2 separate regions of the Homo sapiens genome follow, and region 2 is linked to region 1. Evidence: chromatin contacts called from ENCODE Hi-C or POLR2A ChIA-PET data. All regions are on one chromosome and are shown on one strand. The core of a region is the stretch at or near the end of the contact, and the rest is flanking DNA. Distances in the headings are between cores, read along the strand shown.

The links. Hi-C counts contacts between places; a loop is a spot of excess contacts on that map. ChIA-PET counts read pairs that join two places held with the same protein, here RNA polymerase II (POLR2A). Pooled maps may share reads with other maps.
Region 2: a map of cardiac septum shows a loop between it and region 1 (5-fold over the local background). The contact joins the promoter of CFH here to the enhancer-like site in region 1. A Hi-C loop is called at or near these places in 1 of 168 maps with a recorded cell type or tissue (cardiac septum) and 1 of 50 pooled maps. POLR2A ChIA-PET finds 5 or more read pairs at or near these places in 2 of 52 experiments (MCF 10A and T-cell).

Annotation. Positions count from the first base shown.
Region 1 is chr1:196,396,505-196,403,554 of GRCh38, reverse strand. KCNT2 (potassium sodium-activated channel subfamily T member 2) reads left to right here. Exons shown (of 28, transcript NM_198503.5): 13 at 4,884-4,992. Among named protein-coding and RNA genes, the nearest start is that of MIR4735, 180 kb to the left of the region's middle. Within about 2 kb of position 2,579, at least 6 of the 41 ENCODE cell types and tissues checked have a DNase peak (open chromatin) inside an H3K27ac peak, as active enhancers do.
Region 2 is chr1:196,648,369-196,655,418 of GRCh38, reverse strand. CFH (complement factor H) reads right to left here and starts at 3,376. Exons shown (of 22, transcript NM_000186.4): 1 at 3,244-3,376. The coding sequence starts at 3,301.

The sequences.
Region 1 (7,050 bases), core at 1,330-3,829:
ACCCATAGTTTACATTAGGGTTCACTCTTTATATTGTATATTCTGTGGGTTTTGATAAATGTAATATGACATGCATTCACCATTACAATATCATAAGGAATAGTTTTAGGGTCTTAAAAATATTATCTGCTCTACCTATACATCCTTCTGTCCTTTCTTTTCCCCAACCTGGCAACCACTGACCTCTGTACTATCTCCATAATTTTGCATTTCTACAATGACATATAGTTGTAATCATGCAGTATGTAGCCTTTTCAGATTCACTTAGCAATATGCATTTGAGGTTTTGCATGTCTTTTCTTGGATTGATAGTGCATTTCTTTGCATTGCCAAATATTCCATTGTATGGATGTGGCACGGTTTATCCATTCATCTATTGAAGTATATCTTGGTTACCTCCAAGTGTTTGTAATTATAAATTAAGTTGTTTTAAGCACATACATGCATGTTTTTGTGGAGACCTACATTTTCTGTTCACTTAGGTAAATACTAAGGAGCCCAATTGCTGGATTATTTGGTTAGGGTATACTTAGTTTTGTAAGAAATTGTCAAAATGTATTCCAAATTTGATGTATCATTTTGCATTCCCTCCCAGCAATGAATGCAACTTCCTGTTGATCTGTGTCCTCTCTAGTATTTGGTGTTTTCAGCACTTTAGATTTTAGCTATTATGAAAAGTGTTTAGTGATGTCTTACTGTTTTAATTTGCAACTCTCTAATGACATGAGTTAACTATCTTTTCATTCTTCTAATCTGTATACGTTCTTTGGTCAGATGTTTGTTTTGATCTCTGGCCCAATTTTAAATAGAGTTGTTTGTTTTCTTGCTATCTACATCTTTGTGTTTCAACATGTTTAGTCCATTGGCATTTAATGTCATTATTAATATGGTTAGATATAGCTCTATCTAAATTGTTTTGTTTGTTTCCTCTAATTTTGGTTCCTCTGTTTTTCCTTTCCCACATTTTTTATTATTTGATTTTGTAAAGCACTGAATGTAATATACCTATTGGCTTTTTAGATGTGCCTTTTGAATTTTTTTTGTGAGTGCTGTAGGGATTACAATACACATTCTTACTGCTTCATAGTGAGCTTTATATCATTGTTATACCACTTGTTAAAATTATAAACTTGCATTTATTCCTTTTCTACTGTCTCTTATGTTATTGTTGTTAGATATAATAATTTATCCATAGATTAGAAACTACACTAAACAATATTATAAATTGTGCTTTATTCAGATTATATATTTTATAGAAGTTAAGAGGAAATGGATTTTTATAGTCATTAAAACATTAAACATTTGTTACTCTTGTTTTATTTCTGAAGTTCTTTCTCCCTGGTATCATTTTTCTTGAGTTTATATAGTTTTCTTAAACTTTTCTTGTAGTATGATTCCAATGGGAGTACATTTCCTTATTTTAGAATAAGGAAAGTACATTTCTTTATTTTAAAAAGTCCTTTATTTCACCTTCCTCTTTGAGGGAGTTTTTGCTAGATGTAAAGTTCTGGTTTCATAGTTTTTTTCCTTCATTCTAAACTTTAGAATTTTTTCCAGGGTTTTCTGGCTTTCAGGATTTTTGATGAGAGTCCTTGGCCATATGACTCTTTCTTTGGGTGCTGTCAAGATTTTGTCTTTATTTTTGTTTTTTAACAGTTTGAATACAATGTGGCTAGGCATGGTTATCTTTTTGTTTATATAGTTTAGATTTTGCTAATTTTCTTGAACTTATAAGTGTATGTCTTCTACAAAATTAAAAAGTTTCTAGTCATTATTTCTTAAAATCATTTTCTGCTAGTTTTTCTCATTTGTTTTCTTTTTGGGAATTCAATTATATTATGTAAGACCTTTTTACCGTGTTACACAAGTTCCTGAACTCTGTTCCCTTTTCCTTACCTTTTCTCTTTGTTTTTCAAATTGGGTAAATTCTATTGATCTATGTTCAAGTTCACTGACTCCTTTCTTCTGTCATTCCCAATCTGTTTCAAAGCCCATATAGTGAATGTGTTTCTTCATAAACTTCAGCTTTTTAATCTAAAAATACTTTATATTACTCTGCTGAAATTTTCTTTTTTTTATTACAAACATGTTTTTCATTACATTACTGATCATAGTTCTAGTAGCAGCTTTAAGTCCTTCTCTGCTAATTCTAACATCTCAGACTGTCTAGTAGCTACCATCTATTGGTTATCATTTTGTTTGTTTCCCATGCAAATAAGTCACATTTTTCTGGAAATTCATAAATTGAATAATACTGCATCGTATTTTGGATATTGTGTTATGTTGCGGAGGCTTGGATTCTCCTGTATTCTTCCAAATAATGTTAGTGCTCTCATTTTAGCAGAGGCTAAGTTGCTTAAACTCAAAATAAAGCAAACTCCATCACCATTGAGGTTGGTAGTGCTTCACAAATGTCAGCTCAGATTGTTTTTATGCTTCGCCATGGATTCTTGGTTCAGAGGTCAGCCAAAGATGTTTACACTCATTCACAGAATTTGTGGTTTCTCTTTGTTGCCTCTCCCTTTTCCTGTGTCTGGTGGCTCTGGTTGTTCCAGGCTCCATTCGCTTGTTGTTCTGGCAGGTTTTCTGTGGAGTCTTAGCCAACTTGTGCTGTTGTGGTAACCACAGCTGCCCTCAGGTCACAGCAGCAAAAACAGGGAAATTATAACATGCAAGATACTTCCTCCAAGTTTTAATTTTCCTCTAAAATCTGCCTACTTTAGTTCGTTTACTAGGGCCTTTGTATGCTTGTTCTATAGATTTTTTAATAGTTGTCATATGCAAGGACAATTTATTAGGAGCTTATTCTTTCATATTGATAGACGTCCTGGCCTCTTCTATTTCTTCTTTTATTATTAATGTTACATTTCTTGCTGGTGTCAGCAGATAAGTCTCACTTTAAATTTTTCCTAAGAAATTCATTTTTGTTCTTTATCTTTTATCCTTAATGATATTACTTCACTATTACTAAGATGATACACATAATAAGAAAAACAACTTATGTTTTTTCGATAACTGACTGCCAACCTCTATTAAAAGGTGTATGTGTGTTGTCTATTTCACCTTAGAAATCCTGTAAGATACAGAATATCTGCATTTTACTAATGAGGAAATTTAACTTGTCCAAGTCTAATTAGATACTGAGGGATAAAGCAGGATTAAAACCCCTAGAATGGCCCATTATCTTCAACACAACACTAAACATAATGAAATAAAATAAAATAAAAATTATAACTTGGCATCCTTTTACTTATATAGTGGTTTACTTTCTATTTTTTCCCTTTCCTTTAAAATTGTGTACTTCTAGTGAAAGAGAAATGACAGTAATCCTCCATTAAGTTATCTATAACCCTCAAACCTCAGATTTAAAAGCATGTAAAATTGATTAACAAGTATTCACTTGATGAATCTTAGTAGAATTATTGGGCTCATTCTGATATTTGAATATTTGCCTGTAAGGAACATATGGTACATGTAAACCATGCTGGACTACTATTCATCAACTTTCTTGTAACTTAAAGTTACTATCTTGTTTTGAGTTGCTATAACAAAATAGCATAGACTGGGTGGATTATAGACAACAGAAATGTATTGCTCACAATTCTGGAGGCTGCAAAGTCCAAAATCAAGGAGCCAGCTGACTCAATGTCTGATAAAGACTGGCTTCCTGGTTCCTAGATTGTTGTCTTCTTGCAACATCCTTACATGGCTGAAGAAGCGAGGGAGCTCTCTCTCAGGTGTCTTTTATATGGGTATTAATCCCATTCATGATGACTGCCCTCACGATGAGGCCTACCAGAGGCCTCATCTCCTACTACCTTCACAATGCAGGGTAGGATTTCAACATGTAAATTTGGGGAGGACATGATCATTCTGTCTATAGCAGTTTCCAACCATAAATAACAACTTCTTCTATCTGCATTTGGATAAACAGTCCCTCGTGTCTATCTGTATTTTGGATCTTCCTTTCCTTTCACTAATAGTGCTGTCAAATAGAACTTTCTGTGATGGTGAAAAATTTCTATACCTCCACTTTCTAATATGGTAGCCACTAGCCATGTGCAACTATGAGCACTTGAAATGTGGCTAGTGTGATTGAGTAATTACATTCTTAACTTTGTTTAAGTTTAGTTACTTCAAATTTAAATAGAATTATGTGGCTGGTGACTGTTAAATGGACAGTGCTACCCTAGAGCACCTTTGTGCTTCCTTTCCAAAAATGTATTAGCTAACTGTGTGGTTCATTTATCTAATAATCTTCCTTGATTTTTTCAATTCATTGAATTTATGGGGTGACTACTATGTAAAGGAGTTCGTGTTAAGCATGGTTTTGATTCCTTTTCTTACTTTAAGTGTCTTTTTAAAAACTTTTTTTGATGTATTTTATTATATCTAAGAGTTTTTTATGTCTTCAAACATACCACACAGGTACACACACAGACACACACACACACACATACACACAGGTCAAAATTATTTTACCTTTACTATTATATAAAAAAGTAATTTTCTAAGCATGTTATTATTATATGTACATTTTTGATTTCTCCTTGGAAATTCCTATTACAAACTATTAGTTTTGCTACATGTCTGAAAGCTTCTGACTGCAGAAATTTTCTAGGAAAATTATTTTTAAGTCTGTCTAGCTATTTTTTCTCTTAATCTTTTCTAATATTCTAAGTGCTAGTAATTAGCTATGATTGAATTAGCTATTACTACCTTCTTCTATGGAAATAATAGGTATCCTTAACAAGTCCTCAGAGTAATTTTTATGTTTAAGTTTTAACTATGGATGTGACCAAGCAAACTGATTGCTTACTTTTACTTTATATGTTATAAACATTGTAACTTATGCTATGATGTTTTTATTTTGATCACTTCAGGATCACCAAACAATTTTGAGAGCATGGGCTGTGAAAGATTTTGCTCCAAATTGTCCTTTGTATGTCCAGATATTAAAGCCTGAAAATAAATTTCACATCAAATTTGCTGGTAAGTTTTTATCTTGCATGAGATCCATTGAATTTCCTGAAACTCCTATAGTGGCTTAAGGGTTAAGTCTCTGAACTAAGTGGCAACTTAAAGTATTCAAGATTCTAAAGAACTGAAAATGATTATTAAAACTAATTTACTTGATACGAGAGGATTTATCCACTTTAATATGTGACAAGATAATACTTTTGCTTGAGTCTTAATTTTTTTATATAACTTGGTGATTTTAGTACCTTAACATAATGGATGCCTTAATAAGCCTAAATATATTAGCAGTAGTAGATTTATGCATAATATAGACACAAATTTCAAGTGCCATATCTACTCATTTATACATAGGTTTACACATAGATGGGTGATATTTGGCTATAGATAATTGTTTAATACACACATAGGCTTACCATGCAATAGACTAATACATTGAAATGTATTCAGGTATATGTAAATAGAGTTAATTTAGGGAATAGACTTTGAAAAGAATTCAAGAAAAAGATGCATGTGAACTTTTTTGAAGGTACTGCTTTAAAAATGACAGATCACATGAGATTATACTTTGAATTGCTAGAAAATTGAACAGCAAAATTGTACTTGCTTTTTTTTTCTTAAATGCTTCTGTAAAAAAAACCGCTAATGTTGATTTAAGCAGTAATTCAAGTGCACGTTTTCCCCACAATCACAAATATCCCATGTTTTACATTATATTCTATCTTAAAAGTTTAAAGCTCCAAAAGTCATTAAAATGTAATACATTTTAGCAATGTGTCAGCAAAACGTATTTCCTTCAGAAAATGTGTTTACATATCTTAAAATTCTTACCTGTTAGTGTATGATTTTGAAATGAAAAATTGTAAATACTAGGGAATTTTGATGCAATGATAAGAAAATTATGAAATGGTTGCTATTCAGTTTGCTCTAGCCTTCCCCAAATTTATGTCATCACTTTTTTTCCTAACAATGTATAGCAAACAATTTAAAGTAATAGCTTCCAACTCTGGTTGCACATTAGTATGTTTTTGGAAGAATTTCTAAAGTACTGATCATAGAGATTCTGATTTATACAGTATGATAGGTGCTAGGGCCTCTCTAAGACTATTTCTTAACTGAAATTTAAAAATAACAGTGCCTCTTTTGTAGAAGGCTTTGTGAAATTAAATGGAAAAATATATGTGAAGTACTCCATCTACAACCTGTTACGTATATCATTAGCATTCATCAAATGCCAACTTTTTATTAAAAAGACCTTTGTAACTAGGCTATCTTATTTTTATTATTATTTAAGAAAAGAAATATTTTTGAAAAATTTTAAATATATATGGTGATGACTTGCTATGACAAAATTTTTGAATGGCAGTAATGACATTAACACTAAGTAAACTCTTAAAATGATGACTTTAAATTTGAGTGCCACCACTTAAGACAGGTAGGCAGATTACTATTTTGAGCCTTATTTCCTGTCTACTAAAAGGCCATACAGATTATGTCTCTGTTTTATCAGGGTTAATAGTAAGGATTTAATAAATAATGTCTGAAACATATTAAGTGTTCTATGAATGGATATTGTATCAAGACCTTAAAACAATATGTATTTTCGAAAGACAATTTGTGATTTTGAGTGTATTTTAACTAAAATTCAGAGCAGGCTTCAGTTCTTTCTCCCTTTAGCACGCCGTTGGTATGCTTCCATCGAGAGATCAAATTTGCTGAAAAAGTCTACTGCTAAAAAAAAATACGGACTATTTGTATTAATCTATTTTCTGATTCTCATTTTGTCATTATTTTAATAATACCTTCAAAATGAATAGATTATTTACAAATTCTATCCCAACCATTTATCTCAATATTTCTCATTTTGACACCTGATGAAATTCTTTTTATTAGTGCCTACATTCTTTTATGACTGAGATTACATTTCAGAGGATCTCTTTTTACATTGTGTAAAGATGAAGGCATCCTAGTTTCATTAAAATGCCACAAAAAGAGTTTGGAGTGCTGTATGAAGCTCTCAAAACAATACCATATATTTTATATCTCAGCATGAAGTTAAAAAATTATGGACTT
Region 2 (7,050 bases), core at 2,127-4,626, 250 kb before region 1:
GAGTAGCATATGCATTCCCAGGATATGCCTAAATTTAAAATAAGCAAAGCTTGCCTTGGCAGACGTCTCAGGCTCGTGCCATTTCTGTGGGCATTTTCTCTACCCCTTCTCTTATAGCACTCACTATAGCACTTCAACCAGCAGATCTGTCCTACCTGGGAAAACCCCATCTTCCAGAATCACTTTGTTCTATTCTTATCCTCATCAACATCCATTTCTACCCTCCCCCGCCCACTGAAATTGTTTCAGGGAAGTTGTCAGATGATAATAATTCAAAGTAAATTATGAATAATACTAAATTTAACTATCCTAAAATATGTATTCAGTGTATTTGTCATTCCATGTAAATGACAGATTGGTTGAAATTATAGTAATATTAATATCAACACGTAAAGTATTTTAGGAGGAGATGAGATATTGAAGCCAATTGGGCCATCGCACAATTTAAATCACACCATATAGATAAATACACATACTACTATCTCTGAAAATATGGGGGTTTGGGGGAGCAAAGGGGAATTCTTATTTATCACACTGAAATTCAAACATACAATTTAGGATTTTAGACCACTATTCTCCTTTCTCTGACTGTAATGGAATCCATCAATCTCTGATCTATAAAGTCTTCTGGGACCTGAAATAACGTTTCTGCACTCTAAATCTCCAGGATTAAAAAACATGTCTCCCAAACAACACAGCCAGTATTTACTTGAACATGTTTCAGTAGAGTTTTAATTTATTCACTTTAATCATCTTGGAATTTCTGGGCTGTGGCCTAATTTCATATAGTACACAATTGTTAGACCCTAAATCTAAAAAATCTGCTTGGTCATAATATATTCAAAACCTTGGTCATACTATATTTCAAAAAGGTGAAATTAGGTGGTACGATTGAGAAACTGTTATTTTAAACTTTGTCCTGTAAATCTGACCCAATTCTTAGTAGCCTGCAGTGACCCCCTGAGCCAGACTGTTAAAACAAGGAGGCAATTAACGTTCCTACACAATTGGAAATGTTATTGTAGACAATATATTGCATTAGAAAGGTTCTATGTAGTACCCAATATATTAAAAAAAGAAAACAAATAGAAAGCTGAAATTACAAATTATTCCTGCTGGCTATAATTCTTTCTTAGTAATGAATAGTGTTTTTTTTGAAGAAAGTTCACTCTTAACAGAGCAGAAGTAATGCTAAAATGTTATGCTGTTGAATAAAGCAGATTGTGATAGTATTCAAACTATCTTCTCAATTTGGTATTCAGTATTCAATGTGGAAAATATAAACAGAAGCAAATATTGAAATATATGTGAGTATTTTTCATGATCAAAGCTACTCTGTTAAGTAAAAATTTTTTAGATATGGTAGATTAATAGAACTGATGGACATCTCGAACTAGTTTAGTTTCAGAGAGTATTTGGGAAACAAGGAATAAATTAGGAGTCTGATATCCACTGAAAATTCATGTAGTTTTTCTCCATTGGCTTTTGCATTACATGTGCTTTTATGAAAATTATGAGGCTGGCCTAAGCATTGCTTTAAATACAAAGTTGTGCTTTATCTTTTAGGAAATAATCAGATTTATATCATTTTCACCATAACATATATAGTGCCGATGTTCAATTCACCAGTAGAAACTGATACCACATTTAAACACACATTGATGAAAAATAAAATAAAAGTGAAACAAGTCAGCAATAATCAATTATGTAAATAAGATGTTTAAATCACTATTGTTTAATTATCACATATACTTTGATGTACTCTATTTTAATAATATTTCAAATTCAACTTTTTAATAACTTAAACTGTTTATTAAACTTGCCATTGATTCTTGATTTTAAAGATTAGAAATAAAACAAATCTCCCTTATATGACAAATGGTATCTATGTAAAACTGGAGCAAACAGTATGTAGGTATGAAACGTTAGAAACATTCCCATAAATTTAGTAAGAAAAGACAGAAATATTTACACAAAGAAACAGAAAAAGATGTCTTTTACAATAGGTAATATTGACATTGTTCTGGAACTGTTTGTAAATACAAAAAGGTTTCATTTTAAAATACTAATTATAATATTTATATGTACAAGGAAATAATTGTTTTCTTCATTTAAAAAGTGGCTACATATAAAGTTTACAAGCCAAAGAACAAGCAATAACATTAGAAAATATAACTGAAAATAATTCAACCTTTCAAAAGGTATTAAACATATTTGAATATTTTTTAAATTACCAAAGTGTATAACTATAAGAATATATCTGCTTTTATTTTCTAGATTGGAAGACTGAAACAGAGATTTGTATTATTTGCTAATATTCTTCAGTTCCTAGAGGCTATGTAATGGTCACTCAATCAAAATTTCTTTACTAAGTGAAAAGATTTTAGAAATTATGAATAATATGTAATTCATTCAGTTTAAAAATGTTTACCAAATATCTATCACATAACTGGTTACCTATCAAAAACTAGGAAAGCAAACCTCCTCCAAGAATAAGCTTTTTAATCTATCAAGAAGCAGTGATATAATTAAATTTTATTATGAATCCAGAAATTGTCTTACTGAGGTCAGAAAAAAACTCCTACATTCATATTCACTACTCCAAAAGACTGCTCTTCAAGAATATATGTTATATACAACTACAGGAAAAAAATCTCTATTGAACAACTTAACTGTTACAAATATTGTATATTCAATTGGGTTTCAAATTTATATAATATTTTTATTCTGATAATACAAGTAATACTTGTCTACAAGAATTCTAAGGTCATGACAATATCAGTTGTAAATGATAAATGAATTTTTATTTAGGAAGAGTTAAAATCATATTTGAAATAAATCTAATCATTATGATTTGATGGCTTTTATTGACTATGTATATTCACATCCTTCTTAATGCTTTCACATAATACATTTTGGTTATACTCCTAAGCAAAAAAGTAAATTACATTTTATGATAATTACAAGGGAAATGATTATTCCAGATCATAGTTTTTCAGAAATGTTTATTAAAACATTTTATTCTATTTTATATTAAATATAATTATGATGAATATTTAGATATACCATTCAAATAAGGTTCTTACATTTTTTAAACTCAACAATGTCAAAAGCCACTCAATTGTCAAGTTACAGAATACTTAAGCACATTTTCTAAATCAAATTTTTATTACTCCTGTGAAAAGCATCATTAGCAAATGTTTCATAATACAGTTTTCAGAAAAGAGTCTCTTTTAATCTTACCTTCTGCTACACAAATAGCCCATAACATAAGGCAAATAATCTTTGCTAGAAGTCTCATTTTTTGGATCTTTTAAGAGGACATTTACCAGCTAACTCTGTTCACAACGTCCAGTTCTCCTCTTCCAAGAATTGTGATTAGTGCAGGAAAGAACTTGCTGCAAAAGGAAGTTGAAACTAGATGCTCCGCCTATCAGAAACTTTTGCAAAGTAAATAAAAAATCAACCACAAGCCACAAGCCCAGAAATGCCAGAAGTTAAACCCAATTCTCACTGCACTCCCACTAAATGTTAATGCTGTGACCGGCTCTTGGACTTTTTCTTATTAAGCTAGGGAAATTCTCCGTTGGAAAATGTTCATGTTCTTGGTATGTGCAAATCAGCAGCTGGTGATATCCTCTGGATTTCATAAACCCTTCAATTATTCAAACTCTATTCGGGTCTATTGTGTATAAACCTCAGAACAGGAAATAAGAGAAACTTTAAAAGAAATCACATACAAAACTTTGGTTTAGGCAATGTTTTCACAATCAGCACCCAGACAATGTGTACAAACTTTGCCAAGAATGCAGTGCTTGATGAATTTGGGGGTCTGCTTTTCTAGCAATTTATGAAATTAGTTTTCTAAATACTTTTTGTATATGTGTATGAAGCAACTGGCTCACTCTCATTTGACGTAAATAGGTTTAATAATCCAAAAATCAACAAATTGAAATGCTGATTTTTAAAACTTTGTATTGTAGTGTAATATGTATAAGGAAAACATAAATCATATGCTGGATATTGAGAAGGTAAAGATACCTGTGAAACCACCACCAAGGTCAAAACACTGAACATTATTACATCCCAGAAAACCCCAGTACTCCTTTTCAGTCAATACGCCTCTCAACCCTCTCCCACACCCCCCACACACAGAGACCACGATTCTGATCTTCAAGAACATGGAATATATTTGTCTGGCTTTTGTACTTTGTATAATGAAAAAGAAGCAGTTTATTCTTATGTTTAGAGTTTTTCACCAAAAATTGTGTTTGGACCATTCAAACACATTGTTAGATGTAGTTACAGATAGTTCATTCTTATTGCGATTTAATACTCCACTTTTTGAATAGTTCACATTTTATTTATCTGTGTGCCTGTTAGTGAGCATTTGAGCAGATTTTAGTTTGGAGCTGGTATGAATAGTGCTGCTATGGGCCTTATATTATGAGGTTTTTGGTAAACACAATCCACATTTCTGGTAAGTGCATACTTGGTAGTGAAACACTGGGACATAATTTATGTTTAGGTGTAATGGATAAAATTAGACAATTTTCCAAATGGATTATAACACTTGACATCACTTGACATTTCTATCAGCAGTGTCCAAGTTGCTCCATACCCTCAGAGATACTTGGTAATTTTAATCCTTGTAATTTTAGCTTTTCTGGTAACACAAAGCAATAATTCTCCGTGGTTATAATATGAATTTTCCTGATGACTAATTGAAATGTGAGAGATCCCTGATTCCCCTTGAAGGACATGCAACAGGTGTGCGGCTTGCCAGTTAGGTCGCCCTGCAGCTCAAACCCCTTACGGGGAGGGGGAGCACACAGATGCACCGGTGCGGGAACCGGAGTGAGCGCTTTCGGGCTCTGGCCTCACAGCAGCATCTAGGGGTGGGTGTCTGCGATTTCCGAAGCCCAAGTGGGCGTATGTTACAGTGTGCTCCTTTAGCTTTGCCATCTGCAAATGGTTTATGTGTTAATCAGCTCAACAAACCCTCTTCCTTATCTCATGGGTAGTGGGACAGTGAAATAGCCCTCTATATCCCCAGCTGTTGCCCAGTGTCCCAAAAGAATCGGATCACACGGGGGCTCGAGGGATGAGGGCAACTTTTTATTGAGTGGTGGAGGTGGCTGTCAGCAAGATGGAGTGGGAAGGTGACCTTCGCCCAGTGTCAGGCCTCCCAGTGGCCAGACTCTTCTCCACCCGTCCCTGGCCAAACTCCCCTCGGAGTCCAGATGTCCCTCCTCTCTTTCTCTGCTGTGTCATTCTGCCATCGCAGGCCTGTTTGTCGGCTTGCCTCTCCGTCTCCTCACTTGTAGGTCTCTTCTGGAGCTTGGAGTTTGGGATTTATATGGGGGTACGACAGCGGGGCATGGCGGGCCAAAAGGCAACTTTTTGGGTGTGAAACCTGAAATGCCTGTCCTCATTTAGGGCCACAGGTCTTCAGGCTTGAGGGTGGGGCCTTTGCTTGGGGACCACCCTCTTCTACCCAGTATTTCCCTGTCTCCTGCCCTTAACATGAAGTTGAGAAACTTTCCTGTGGTAACTGGTCATTTAGATACCCTCTTTGGTAAAGGTTCTATTCAAATCCTTTGCATATTTTTTTCTTATTGAGTTGTTTGTCTTTGACTTATTGGAGTGTAGGAACTGTTTATATATAATTACTTATATATTCTAGATATGAAAATAATCTTATTAATATGTATTATAAATACCTTCTTCCAGTCTGTGGGTTTTCTTTCTATTCAGTATTACATGTCTTTTATAATAATAAAAAGAATTCCTTAATTTTAAAATAGAGCAAATTTTCAATTTTTTTCTATGACTAGTGCATTATGTGTCCTATTTAATGAAAGCTTGCCTAGTCCTAGAACACAATGCTTTTCTTCTAAAAGAATTATTTTATCTTTCACATTTAAGACCTTTAGAACAACTGTAATTGTCTTTTGTGTATAGCATAATAAAAAGCTCCAGATGCATTTTTAAAATAGAGATATCCAATTGTTATAGCATTATTCAACGAAAGTATCATTCTTTCCTCTGTACTGACATGCTTTCACCTTTGTCATAAGTCAGGTGCTGGATATGTGTGGGTCTATATCACCAAGCTCTTCTTACTGTAATAGTTTATTTTTAAAACTTTTCTAAAGTGTAAATTTCTGGGAACTTTGGCTTTCTAGTTATCTTTTAAATTGATTTCTTTTTTAATTTCATATTCTAAATAATTACACTGTTTTAAAATTTGATGAGTCTTTCTTTATGGCCCATTATAGTCAAAATTCTACCTATGTCAGTAGGTCAAGTTTGTAATTTGTTAAAATCTTTTGTATTTTTATTATGTTTTTGTCTGATTATTCCATCAGATATTGAAAGGGTGTATTACATCTCCCATTATAAATGTGGATTTGTGTATTTCCCTGTTTAATGCTGTGAATCTTTATATATTTTAGGGCTATGATGATGCTTGCATACGTATTTAGAATTGTGATATCCTTCTTTTGCATTGGTCATTTTCTCATATTAAATGGCCCACCCTAACTCTAATTTTGCTTCCAATGTGAATTTTACATTTTATTTTATTTTTATTTTTATTTTTGTAATAAAAATATAAGGAATAAGAGTTAGACTTAGTCATTTGTTCTGAGAAAAATAAGAAATAAAATAGCATGGATATATGAATAATCAAGCAAATTCGAATTCTGAACTATCATTCTGAAGTTTAATTTGATTTAACTGATAACACATATGTTGACATACTAGATCATTTAAACTTCTTCTTTATTCCTTCCTTAGTTTTATCTGTTTGAGTATGAATCCAAACATTTTACCTGGGGCTTAAATTTCCAATAGTGGTTTCTATTCTAATAGCAATATTATCACTTGGAGAGTATTCCAGAAACTTACTAAGATTAATATTATTGAGTGTTAATTATATACCAGGCACAGATCTAAGCACATTTATTCAATACTTAATGCAACACAATGAAATGGGAGACTATTACTCTTTCAAAGGTATAGATGACTGAACTGAACCACAGAACA